Linked DNA regions of Homo sapiens: all the other regions are linked to region 3. Evidence: read pairs that join two places in POLR2A ChIA-PET (ENCODE). Cell type or tissue: MCF 10A. All regions are shown on one strand. Region 1 overlaps ZNF710 (zinc finger protein 710). Region 2 overlaps ZNF710 (zinc finger protein 710). Region 3 has its middle 43 kb from the start of ZNF710.

Region 1 (4,000 bases), 58 kb after region 3:
AAAATTATCTGGTCTTTCCACATTCACAGCGTTCACAGGCCACTGTTGCATTACCTATTAGTCTGTGAGTGTACACGTTCGGACCCCACACTGGATTCTGAGCTTTTTGAAAGCCCAGAGCTGTATCATTTATTTCTGGAGCCCCAGTTCCTGGCTCACTGTTGTGCAGAGTAGTTGTTTCATAGATATTTATTGATCAAATAGAATTTATGGCAAAACCAGTACTTCTCTTCTTTTTGAATAGTAATAAAAAAAAAAAAAATCACAAGCCCAAGCACCCCCGGTCTTGGACAAAGCCAGTTTACCTCTTTGGATCTCAGTATCCTTAGCTGTAAAATGAAAGGATGCTCTGAGGTCTCTACTTGTTCTAAGACACTGACATCCGATGCAGCTGTGTGGCTGTCAGTCACAGTACCATGGATCAACTCTTGACTCACAAATTGAATGAAGGGATGGGAGGGCTGTGGTAAGAAAGAGTGTAATTCTGAGGTAACTGGGCATGAGTTGGAAGAGAGGAAGGAGAAGGGACTTCAAGATGGGTTAATATAAAATAAAGATGGCAGAACCAGGCATGATGGTGTGTTCCTGTAATCCCAGCTACACTAGAGGCTGAGGTGGGAGGATCAGTTGTACCCGGGAGTTTGAATCCAGTCTGGGAAACATAGTGAGACCCTATCTCTTAAAAAAAAAAAAAAAAAAAGATGGCATTTAAAAAATTATGACCTGGTTTAACTAGATGGCCATCTAAAAAACGAACACATTAAAACAAAATAAATTTCAGTTGGGTTAAAGATGGTAAATATTTTTAAAAATGAACTTGGAGAAAGTACTTTCTAAGAATGACTTAAAACCCAGAAGTCATAAGAGAAAAAATTAATATATTTGACCCTATGCAAGTAAAGAATTTCTTCTTGGCAGAATCCATCATAAAATCAAAGGAGTCTCCCAGTTCTCAAAATTGGGAAAGCATTTTTGCAACATATATCATGGAGCTCATTTCCATTTCCTTAATATCTAAAGAGTTCCTACAAGTCATTAAGAAAAAGACCATCAACTGAATTTTTTTTTTTTTTTTTTTGAGATGGAGTTTTGCTCTTGTTGCCCAGGCTGAAGTACAATGGCGCGATCTTGCCTCACCGCAGCCTCTGTCTTCCAGGTTCAAGCGATTCTCCTGCCTCAGCCTCCTGAGTAGCTGGGATTACAGGCATGCACCACTACCCCAGCTAATTTTGTACTTTTAGTAGAGATGGGGTTTCTCCATGTTGGTCAAGCTGGTCTTGAACTCTTGACCTCAGGTGATCCACCCGCCTCAGCCTCCCAAAGTGCTGGGATTACAGGCATGAGCCACTGCGCCTGGCCCATCAACCAAATTTTTAAAGCAGGCTAAAAACACAGACAGTTCACAGAAAAGGTTCTGAACCATATGAGAATGTGAGAGCCCACTAGCAATAAGAGAAACACAAGTTTTCTGTGGAGATGTGTTGGTGGGGAACAGATACTCTCATAGTTGTTGATAGAGGTGTAAATCAGTACAACTTTTATGGAGGAAATTCTGGCAATAGTTATTAAAATTAAAAGTGCACGGGCAATTTCTCTTTTGGAAATTTCTCTTAACAGATAAATTGTACATGTGTGAAATGATGCATTTTTCAAGATAGTTAATTGCATCATTGCTTGTAAAAGGAAAAGAGAAAGGAAACAGCCAGAATGTCCGTCACTAGAGAACTGGTAAATAAATTATCCAGCCACCATACAATGCAATTCTTTTTTTTTTTTTTTTTGAGACGGGGTCTTGCTCTTGTCATCCAGGCTGGAGTGCAATGGCGCAGTCACAGCCCGCTGCAGCCTCGACCTCCCAGGCTTAAGCGATCCTCCCACCTCAGCTTCCCAAGTATCTGGGAACACAGGCGCATGCCCGTAAATACTGAGAAAACCCACCCAGCTAATTTTTAAATTTTTTGTAGAGACAAGGTCTCACTATATTGCCCAGGCTGGTCTCGAACTCCTGGACTCAAGCAATCCCCCCTTCAGCCTCCCAAAGTGTTGGGATTACAGGCGTGAGTCACCGCGCCCAATGCCATACGATGCAATTCTGTGCAGTTGTAATAAAGAATGGACACGCCCTATGTACCAATGTACACTATGTACCAACTAAGACATTTTAAGTGAGAGAGAGGGATAGAATGCCTGCTTATGCAGTAGCTCCGCAAGGATATCTAGGAGGCTGGTAACAGTGGTTTCCCACAGTCGGGGCTGACTTTTCATGGTGTATCTTTTTCTGTATTTTGAATCTTGTACCTTGTGCACATACTACCTAATAATTTTTTTTAAAGAAGGAAAAAAGGATGGGTAGAAAGAAAGGAGGGTAGGCGGAGGTGGGGAAGAAGTCTTTCACCTTTGCTCTGCATTTTCACATAGACGATTTCAGTTAATACTCTCCAGAAACTGGTGCAAGGTTATCATTTTTAGACCGAGAAACTGAAGCTCAGAAGTCTGAAATGACTTGCCCAAGTTCATGGAGAGAGTTAGCCTTGGAACCTGGCATTGAATTCAGTCCTGACTCCAGAGCCATTGGACTCATCTCTGTCAGTTTTCTTTTCTTGCTTTCTTATATTTATTTTATTTTTTTGAGACAGGTCTCACTCTGTCACCCACGCTAGAATGCAGTGGTACGATCATAGCTCACTGCAGCCTCAAACTCCTGGGCTCAAGTGATCCTCCTGCCTCGGCCTCCCAAGTAGCTGGGACTACAGGCATGTACCATCATGCCTGGCTCATTTTTAAATTTTTTGTAGAGGTGGGGTCTGTGCTGGTCTCAAGCTAACGGCCTCAGTGATTCTTCCACCTTGGCTTCCCAAGGATTATAGGCGTGGGCCACTGTGCCTGGCCTCTTGTTTTTTTTAACCAACATTTCATTGGTCAAGGACAAATGGCCATACACCATAGCCTAGACCCATCTCTGCAAAGGGAGTGACTGTAAAGAAACTTCCACTCCTGCCTCTGCAGCTGGCTTGTGCCTACGGGGCAAAAGCTCAGGCAGTAGGTGGTAAAGGCAAGCCCAGAGCCCAGCCAGCCACATCAGACACTTCGAGGAGGATTACGGATTGGCTCTGCAGTCCTGCCTTTGAAGTTCCCAGCTTTTATCAGAATGTCTGAACCTTAGCGTTATTTCAAGGGAGCTTTTCTTTCTGTCTGTAAACTGGCCTCAGGTAGGTGCCAGCTGCTGCCAGGTGCTGAGGGAGCATTTCCTGGCTCCCTAAGCTGGTGCATTCACTTTGTTTTATGGCAGGGAACTTTTTAGGGGTAAAGGCACTTGGTACTTGGAAGATTCTGGGAGAATAACTTTTTAAAAATATTTTTCTATTCAGAAGTGCCATTGGATAGCATGTCTTTAATTAAAGGGAGGGAGAGGTGCATTTTTATTATTTGTTTCCCAGAACCACCTGTGCTGTTTTTCAAAGTAGGGTATTGACTGCTTCCTCCTTGCTGATGAGAAATGCTGTATGGAGAACAAAGCTGAAAGTGTTGGCCATATATAATACAAGGCTGTAATTTACAGGCTATAGCTTCACCAGGGGAAGAATTTGATGTCTTTAAGAGATACAAAATCATCCAGCTCCGGCTGTCCTTGTGTGTGGTGCCATATTTATTTTCTAACTTGGAGTCATCATTCTTTAAGAAAGAAGCAGGGTCCTTTTGGGCTGAGGAATGCTCTCGGGGGTAGGAAGTTTTCGGGATCTGTGGGCCTGAGCTGGCATGTCCAACATCCTGTCACTATACTGCTTGGCATCTTGCAAGGGATGCATCCTAATGACCCATCCTGTCCACTTTTGTTTGGTTACTTGGTGAAGGTGGGAGTGTCTTGAACAGCATGGTGCTGTTCCCCTGGAAAGTTTATACTCATCAGTGCCCAGTTGTTTGCAGAATTCGAGAATGGATGGGAAGCACCCAGGAAACGGTTCCCAAATGGATGCATTTTGATATCTGAAATAGACTTTAA
Region 2 (4,000 bases), 100 kb after region 3:
ACATGGTGAACACCTTGTCTCTATTAAAAATATAAAAAATTAGCCGAGCATGGTGGTGGGCGCCTGTAATCCCAGCTACTTTGGAGGCTGAGGCAGGAGAATTGCTTGAACCCAGGAGGCAGAGGTTGCAGTGATCCAGTATTGCTCCACCGCACTCCAGACTGAGCAACAGAGCAAGACACTGTCTCAAAAAATAAATAAATAAATAAAAAGTCAGAGGTTCAGCTGCAGGGCTGGAGACTGCAGTCTCTGAGCAACCTGGTGATTCAAGGCCAAGATGAGGAGCCAACAGGCAAGCCTGCCTTCCAGGATAAGTTCGAGGCACTGCTGAGGCTGTGTCAGGGAGTATGGGCTCACTGGACCTTCAGGAAATAGTCATCAAATTACATTGATCACGGGTGGTTGGTGATGTCCCAAGCCTGGCCTGGCAGAAGCCCCAGACCTCTGTCTATTGGTTGTTTTTGTTTGTTTGCTTGCTTGCTTTTTCTTTATTTCTATACTTTTTTTTGTTTTGTTTTTTGAGACAGGGTTTCACGCCTGTCACCCAGGCTAGAGTGCAGTGGCGTGATCTCAGCTCACTGCAACCTTCGCCTCCTGGGCTCAAGCGATTCTCCTGCCTCAGCCTCCCAAATATCTGGGGCTACAGGCATGCCACCACACTTAGCTAATTTTTGCATTTTTTTTTGCAGAGATGAGAGCTCATCACGTTACCCAGGCTGGTCACAAACTCCTGAGCTCAAGTGATCCGCCTGCCTCAGCCTCCCAAAGTGCTGAGATTACTGGTGTGAGCCTCCGCGCCCGCCCTTCAGTTGGTGTTTGAGATCTCCCTGGTGGTGGGAACTAGTCAAAGAGTGTCCAGGTGGCCACAAGGTCCTGTTGGTTCTTCCTTCAAAATGGCTCCTGTCGTGCGAGACCAGGTTTTGGGTGTCTTCACCCACTCTCTGCCCTGAGATCTGTGTCCCAAGGGACACCAGCCACCCTGATCCCACCCGACCCTCCTCTGCTCCTAGAGTGATGGGGTCCCCATGAGAGGAAAGGAGCACTGTTGTGAGCAGTGTGGGATGAGAGGAGGTGCTGTCACAGCTTGGGGAAGGGACCCTGGTAACCAGCAGGTAGGTCAATAGTTCCCGTTCCAAGTAGGCTCTTGTGCCCATTTTACAGATCAGGAAATGGAGACAGGTGGAGGAGCCAGGCGACTTGCCCAGCCTTTACAGGACCCATGGGGCAAAGCCGTAGGTGAAGTCACAGTTAGAGATTCCAGAGCTCTGAGGAGACGGCGTCCCTGCTTGGGTGGGGAAGGTCCCCTGCTGGCCCCCAGACGATGAGTCTTTGTTCCCTCCCCAGGGGCTGGCCTGGCCCTCAGGCCTGGGAGGTGGAGGTGCCGAGCCCTGGGAAATAGGGCAGTCCTGGGCTTCCGGTGTCACTGCACGCCCCTCCCCCTCCCGCCTTTGTTTCTTGGCCTCCACAGCCTCATTCTCTCTCCCTCCCCCTCACTCAGGCTCCTCCTCTGCCCCCCCTTCCCTGTCTCTTCATTTCTTCTCTCCCTCTCCCTTTCTCTCTCTCTCTCTCTGATATGTCCTCCCTTCCCCCACTCCCAGCACAACTACAATCAGGCAGCTCATCTGTGTCTATTTCCCCGCCTTTCACATTGACTTTCTCCCCACCCTGGGGACCGAGGGCATCCTGGTGGGAGGCCACGCCACATCCCAGCCAGTGGTCGCCCCTCATCTTGCCAGCCTGGGGCAGTCTGAGCTCCCCTTTCTCCTGGACATGGGGGGAGCTTTTGTTCTGAGTCCTTAGCACAAGTGGTGGGAGAGGCCCTGCTCTAAGAAGGGAGGGGCCCCAGTGGGGCCCCAGGCGGATGACAGAGGGGCCTTGGGTTGGGTGGGGAGGCAGCCCTGGCACACAGGTGACGCACACCTGGCAGGCTCTCTTCCTGCCCTGGATGGCCCTGTGCCAGGACATAAACAGAAGGGTTTAGCCTGGGAGATGGAACAGAGCGGGTGAGGAGACACGAGGCACAATGCTGGCCCAGGAGGAGGGAGAACAGAGTGATACCGGGCCTCCCCACTCCTCATTTCCGTGTGCGATAGGCAGGCAGAACACACATGCGAAACGCAGGTAAATTAGATTCCCTCCTCAGCAGAGCCCCTTCTGCATACACACACGCGCGCACGCGCACACACACACAGCCTGCCTGGCCGCCCCAGTGAACAAGACAACATGGACACGGGGCCTGCCCCCATAAGCCTCACAAAGAGAGCATTACAGGGTGGTGTGTGTTCTACTCAGCCAAGTCTCCAGGCCAGTGTAAAAGAAAGCGTGGGGCCAACTGCCCAGGTGGGCAGTGGCTCAATGAAGACTTCTAGTAGAAGGAGAGACCCCAGTTCCCCCAGCCGGCTGGGGCCCTGGACCAGCCAGCCAGGAAGCAGCCCGAGCCTTCATGTTGCAGTTTGCCCAGGTCGTGCCTACGTGCCCCTGCTGGCCTGTGGTGACCCAGGACAGCTCCTGAGAACTGAGGAGCCAGGCTCGGGTGTGACCTCCGCGGGTGCATAGCTGCAGGAGCACAGATGGGACCCAGCTGTGGGGCCACACGGGCCTGGCTGCAGACCCAACTCCCCCTTCATTGATGGGGCACTTGGGAGTGTGTTATTCAAGCCTGGATTTCCTGGGGCGTGAGGTGGGGAGCGCACTACCCCACCCCTGCCCCCCGGGTTGTTCCTAGTATTAAATGGCTGACTGGGGACCTCGTGAGTGTCTGTAATGAGAAGCTGTAGGTCTTCCGTGGTGTTTGTCGTCAGTTGTTGGCAGCTCTCTGTGCCCCTGCCCTGCCCCCACTTAGGCACAAACCCTCAGGAACAAGGACTCTGGGTTAGTCCCTTTCTACAGCCAAGCACAGGCTCCTGACACAGACGCACCTTCTCAAGTCCAAACTACCTGTTCATATGGGAAGGGGTTTGCTTCAGGTGTCCTGGTGTGACTATAAGGAGTGGCCCCTTGTAGAAAGGGGCCCGGTGTGGACGGTCAGCTCCATGGTTACCCTTGCTGTAGGGAACCACACTTCAGCTCCCACAGGCAGTTCGCTGGCTGACGTTTTTGCCCTCTCCTCACCTCTAAAGCAGTGTTAACTGTTTCCTTATGCCCGCGCCCTTGAGGTTGGCGGGAGGGGGCTGATTCCTGGTATTAGGCTGCAGGGGAAAGGAGAGGGAAGGGAACTAACGACACTGACATCCTCATCTCACTGTCCCATGAGTCAGGAGCCTCTTCCCCCCCATAGAGATGAGAATCACCTGATGTCACACGGCTAGTAGACGGCAGAGCCTGGATTGAACTCAGCATCCAGGGCCAAGGGGGAAGCACTGGCTTGGCCATTGATGCTCAGTTCCTCCTTCTTGCTGGTCCTGCCTTTGGGGAAGTTTACAAAAACTGCTGAACACATCATTTGCCCAAACCCCACAACAGACAGGAGGGTTGCCGCTGGGTGCTGTGTCAGACGGACTGTCGCGACAGGAGGCAGCCATGCTCCTCAGCGTGCTCTGCAAAACTGACAGTGGCTGGAGGGCACTGGGGGTGGCTGTGGTGGGCCCCAAGGGGCAGGACCCCTGCCTCATTCACCTTGCTGTCTCCAGGCACAAGCCCTAACCCATAGCAGGGATTTAGCGGCTATTTATTGTACAAATGAATGAATGAGTTCTCTAGTGGTTGTCCTCAGAATCACTTAAGCTTTGCTGAATTTGGGGCCCAAGAATGGAAACATCTCTTGGCTCTGTGGCTTTTTTCAGAAAAGCCTTCTCCCAGAGATCTGGGCAGATAATAATGGTTCTTTTTTTCTTCCTTTGAGACAGAGTCTCACTGTGACACCCAGGCTGGAATGCAATGGTGCGATCTCTGCTCACTGCAACTTCCGCCTCCTGGGTTCAAGTGATTCTCCTGCCTCAGACTCCCAAGCAGCTGGGATTACAGGCACCCACCACCACGCCCGGCTAATTTTTGTATTTTT
Region 3 (4,000 bases):
GTCTCGATCTCTTGACCTTGTGATCCACCTGCCTCGGCCTCCCAAAGTGCTGGGATTACAGGTGGGAGCCACCGCGCCCAGACCAGAACAGACTATTTTTCAATAAACTCACTGCACATGTGTGAATGCTGGGTTGCAAGAACGGTATTGAGGCTACCAAGTAGAAATCCACACAGCCACCTTGGATTTTGTTTATTAGGCATCAGGCTAACAAGTCATTAGGTCATTTGGGAAGGGGAAAAAAAAGTTTAAAATTGGGGGGGGGGCATCTTTTTAAACAAGAAGTATTTTGCCTATGCATGAAAAATAAGATAAAACCACAATGAGACATCATCAGAATGGCTAAAATTAAAATTCTTGACAATATCAAGAATTAACAACCAGAATTCTCTTACACAGGTGGTAGAAGGATGCAATCATTTTAGAAAACTATTTTTGGTATCTATGAAAACTGAACATAGGCAAACCTTATAACCTGGCTATTCCACTCCCAGGTACACAACCAATAGAAGGATTTACATATATACACCAAGAGATATAGACAAAGCCAGGTGTGGTGGCTCACACCTGTAATCCTAGCACTTTGGGAGGCCAAGGTGGGAGAATTGCTTAAGCCCAGGAGTTCAAGACCAGCCTGGGCAACATGGTGAGACCCCCCATCTCTACAAAAAATATATATAAATTAGCCAGGTGTGGTGGCACACACCTGTAGTCCTAGCTACTTGAGAGGCTGAGGTGGGAGGATCACTTGAGCCTGGGAGGTCGAGGCTGCAGTGAGCCACAAGCATGCTACTGCACTCCAGCCTCGATGACAGAGTGAGACCCTGTCTCAAAAAAAAAAAAAAAGAAAAGAAAAGAAAAAGAGAGAGAGAGAGCACAGAGCACAGAGGATGGGCTTCCAGGATGCTGACAATGTTGTACTTCTCGACTTGAGTAGTGGTTACATGGGTGTTCGCTTTGTGATAAATCATTGAGCTAAATGTGTTTATTTCGTGTACTTTTCTGTATGCATGTTATATCTTACAATTAAGAAGTTTTAAAAAGAAGACTATTTACTGGCAAGGAAGCATATTCCTGAAGTATTATGAAATGAAAAAAGTTTACAAAACCATTTATATGGTGTGATCTCAATTTTACTCTATGAATGTACATATTTATACACATTTATATAAATTAAATGATCTGGAGTGATAAACATCCAGGTAAAATGGTAGTAATCCCTGGGTGCAAGCACAAGTGTTTTTGTTTGTTTGTTTTTTAGTGTCTATATATTTCTGATCTTTCTGTAATAAGCCTTTATTGCTTTTCTAATAAGAAATAAAGTCATTTTGTAGTATCGACCCAGGAATAAGCCAACAGATCGATAGAACAGAATAGAAAACTGAGAAAGAGATTCAGTAGATGTAAGAATTTGATGTGTGATAAAGGGGGGATTTTGAATCAATGGAGAAAAGATGGGTAGTTCGATACATTTTGTTAGTTCAATTGGCTAACCATTTGGAAGAGAAAGTTGAGCTCCATCTCATACCAGATGCTAAGAAAAGCCCCTACATTCCTTAAAAGCAAACAAAAAACTTGTATGTATTTTAAGTAAAAACATGAAAGTTTTAAAAGAAAATATAAGCAAATAGTTCCATAATCTTGGAGTGGAGAAGGCCTTTCTAAGCCTAGTAACAAAGTTGGCAGGCACAAAGTAACAGATTTGACAATATAAAAATATAAATATATGTGCATGCAAAAAGTTTACAATAATAACTGTTGTGAAATACCTAGGATAAATTTAACAAAAACCGTGGCCTGCCTATATGACAAAAACGATACAACTTTACTGAAGGACATAAAAGAAGATAAATAGAGAGAGCTTTGTCGAGGGTAGGAGGGCTGATTCCCAGCAGCTTTGCTAATATTTTTTAAAGGGCAGGGAAGGGAACTTAAATATTCATGAGTAAGTTAACCCTTCCGACTGAGCGACGTGCAGTAATTTGAAGGAACGCATTACTGGTGCACACTCTTCTACCTGTCCGGAGGGCCTCTCTGCCCCTTCCTCCCACATGCTCTAAGCTTGGAGGAGGAGTTGCTAAGTGTTAATTGGGTCCTGTTTGGCAGCGGATGGGGTCACTGTGTTGAACATACCTCATGCCCGATGCTCCCTAGGCTGCCCCGCCCTGTTCGCCCTGTTTGCCCTGTTGGCCCTGTTGTTCCAGCAGCTCCCAGGCTGCCTTGGGGCAAGCCTGGCCTTGCCTCACCTGCCTTCACACTGGGAACTGCTGATCAGCTGCAAGTTCCCTTACCATGGGGCTGGCCAGATTCCCAGGCTTAGCCCAGGCTCGGTGCTCCAATCCAGCTTCTATCCTATCCCGGTGTCCGGAGGGGAGGCCGTGTTAGACATGGCCAGGCCTGCAAGCTCAGACTGCCCACGGCCTCCTGACCCAGAAGAAAAATGAAAATGCATATACTCATTGTCGCAGCGCGACTGCAACAGGCAATACCCAGTCATCACTTTATAGTAAAAGACACTACAAGCCCGGCGTGGTGGCTCACACCTGTAAACTCAGCACTATGGGAGGCCAAGGTGGGAGGACAGCTTGAGGCCAGGAGTTCAAGACCAGCCTGGGCAACATAGCAAGACCCCATTTCTACAAAAAAATACAATAATTAACCAGCCATGGTGGCACATTCCTGTAGTCCCAGCTGCTTGGGAGGTTGAGGTGGGACGATCGCTTGAGCTCCCGTGGTCGAGGCTGTAGTGAGCTGTGATTGCACCTTTGCCCTTCAGCTTAGGCGACAGAGCAAGACCCTGTCTCAAACAACCACAATAACAACAAAAACGCAAAGAACAGATTTTAAACTGCCTAGGTTCAAATCCAGGTTCCATGTTTGCTAGTTAGCTGTGTGATCTTTTTTCTTTTCAACTTTTTTTAATTTTTAATTTTTGAGACAGGACCTCCTTTATGTTGTCCGGGAAGGAGCACGGTAGCTATGCATAGATGCAGTCATAGCACACTACAACCTCAATCTCCTGGCCTCAAGTGATCCTCCCAGCTCAGCCTCTTGAGTAGCTGGGACTACAGAACACAGCTCTGACAAGTCATGTAACTACTCTGTGTTTCCATTTTCTCCTCTGTTAGATACTATTATACTAAAACACTATTATGAAAGTATCTGCCTTCCAGAGCTCTTATGAGTATGTCCTAAAGCATACTTAGAACTGTGCCTGGCACATAACTATGTAAGTTAGTTGTTATCAAAGAGTCTCAGAAAACCCCTTCCCAGGCAGAGTTCCACCCCATGGACTGGCAGGCTGCCCTAGCACTTCTACCGAGAACCAGGAAACTGGAGAAACTGCCTGTGTGTGTGTGTGTGTGTGTGTGTGTGTGTGTGTGACAAGGTCTTGCTCTGTGGCCCAGGCTGCAGGCTGGCATGCAGTAGTGTGGTGCAATCTAGGCTCACTGCAACCTCCGCTGCGCCCCAGACTCAGGTGAGCCTCCTGCCTCAGCCTCCTGAGTAACTGCGACAATAGGCCCTCCACCACCACACCTGGCAAATTTTTCTATTTTTAGTAGAGAAGGGATTTCTCCATGTTGCCCAGACTGGTCTCAAACTCCATCTGCCTGCCTCAGCCTCCCAAAGTGCTGGGATTACAGGCGTGAGCCACCGCATCCGGCCTGAAGAAACCACTTTCTAACACGCCAGTCTCCCGGCCTCCTGTGCACTAAGTGCAGTCAAATGGAACCAAAATGAGATGGAAGTGTCAGGAGGGGGCACATTTTGTGCTGGTTCTCAAATCCAGGCCTCTCTGGTGTGAGGCATTTGCTCAGCTAATAATGAAATGAATTGTGCTTTGATCCTCATCTGACTGCTGATCCACGTACATGGGCTCCTGTGGGAACCTTTCTGGAGATTGGCAAGGGCAGCCTTCCAAGGTTGCCTGGCTCAGGGCAAAAGCCTCAACACAGCAGTGGTCCCTTCAAAACCCCACCTCCACCCCACACAGGGCCAA

What was found. Peaks named below come from ENCODE experiments on the same cell type or tissue, not always from the same donor. Only the 100,000 strongest peaks of a DNase experiment are listed, where the experiment ranks them.
Region 1: POLR2A ChIA-PET joins it to region 3 with 5 read pairs; 6 of 35 experiments call an interaction of 5 or more read pairs at or near these places.
Region 2: POLR2A ChIA-PET joins it to region 3 with 5 read pairs; 8 of 35 experiments call an interaction of 5 or more read pairs at or near these places.

What each region holds. Positions count from the first base shown.
Region 1 is chr15:90,013,832-90,017,831 of GRCh38, forward strand. The region is part of intron 1 of ZNF710 (zinc finger protein 710); the gene reads left to right. Among named protein-coding and RNA genes, the nearest start is that of MIR3174, 9.1 kb to the left of the region's middle. In MCF 10A, no CTCF peak of the experiment used is centred here; a DNase peak (open chromatin) is centred at 2,090.
Region 2 is chr15:90,060,668-90,064,667 of GRCh38, forward strand. All of the region lies in intron 1 of ZNF710 (zinc finger protein 710), which reads left to right. Among named protein-coding and RNA genes, the nearest start is that of ZNF710-AS1, 20 kb to the right of the region's middle. RefSeq lists a silencer at 3,223-3,282. In MCF 10A, no CTCF peak of the experiment used is centred here; DNase peaks (open chromatin) are centred at 1,514 and 1,924.
Region 3 is chr15:89,956,042-89,960,041 of GRCh38, forward strand. No RefSeq gene overlaps it. Among named protein-coding and RNA genes, the nearest start is that of ZNF710, 43 kb to the right of the region's middle. In MCF 10A, no CTCF peak of the experiment used is centred here; a DNase peak (open chromatin) is centred at 2,250.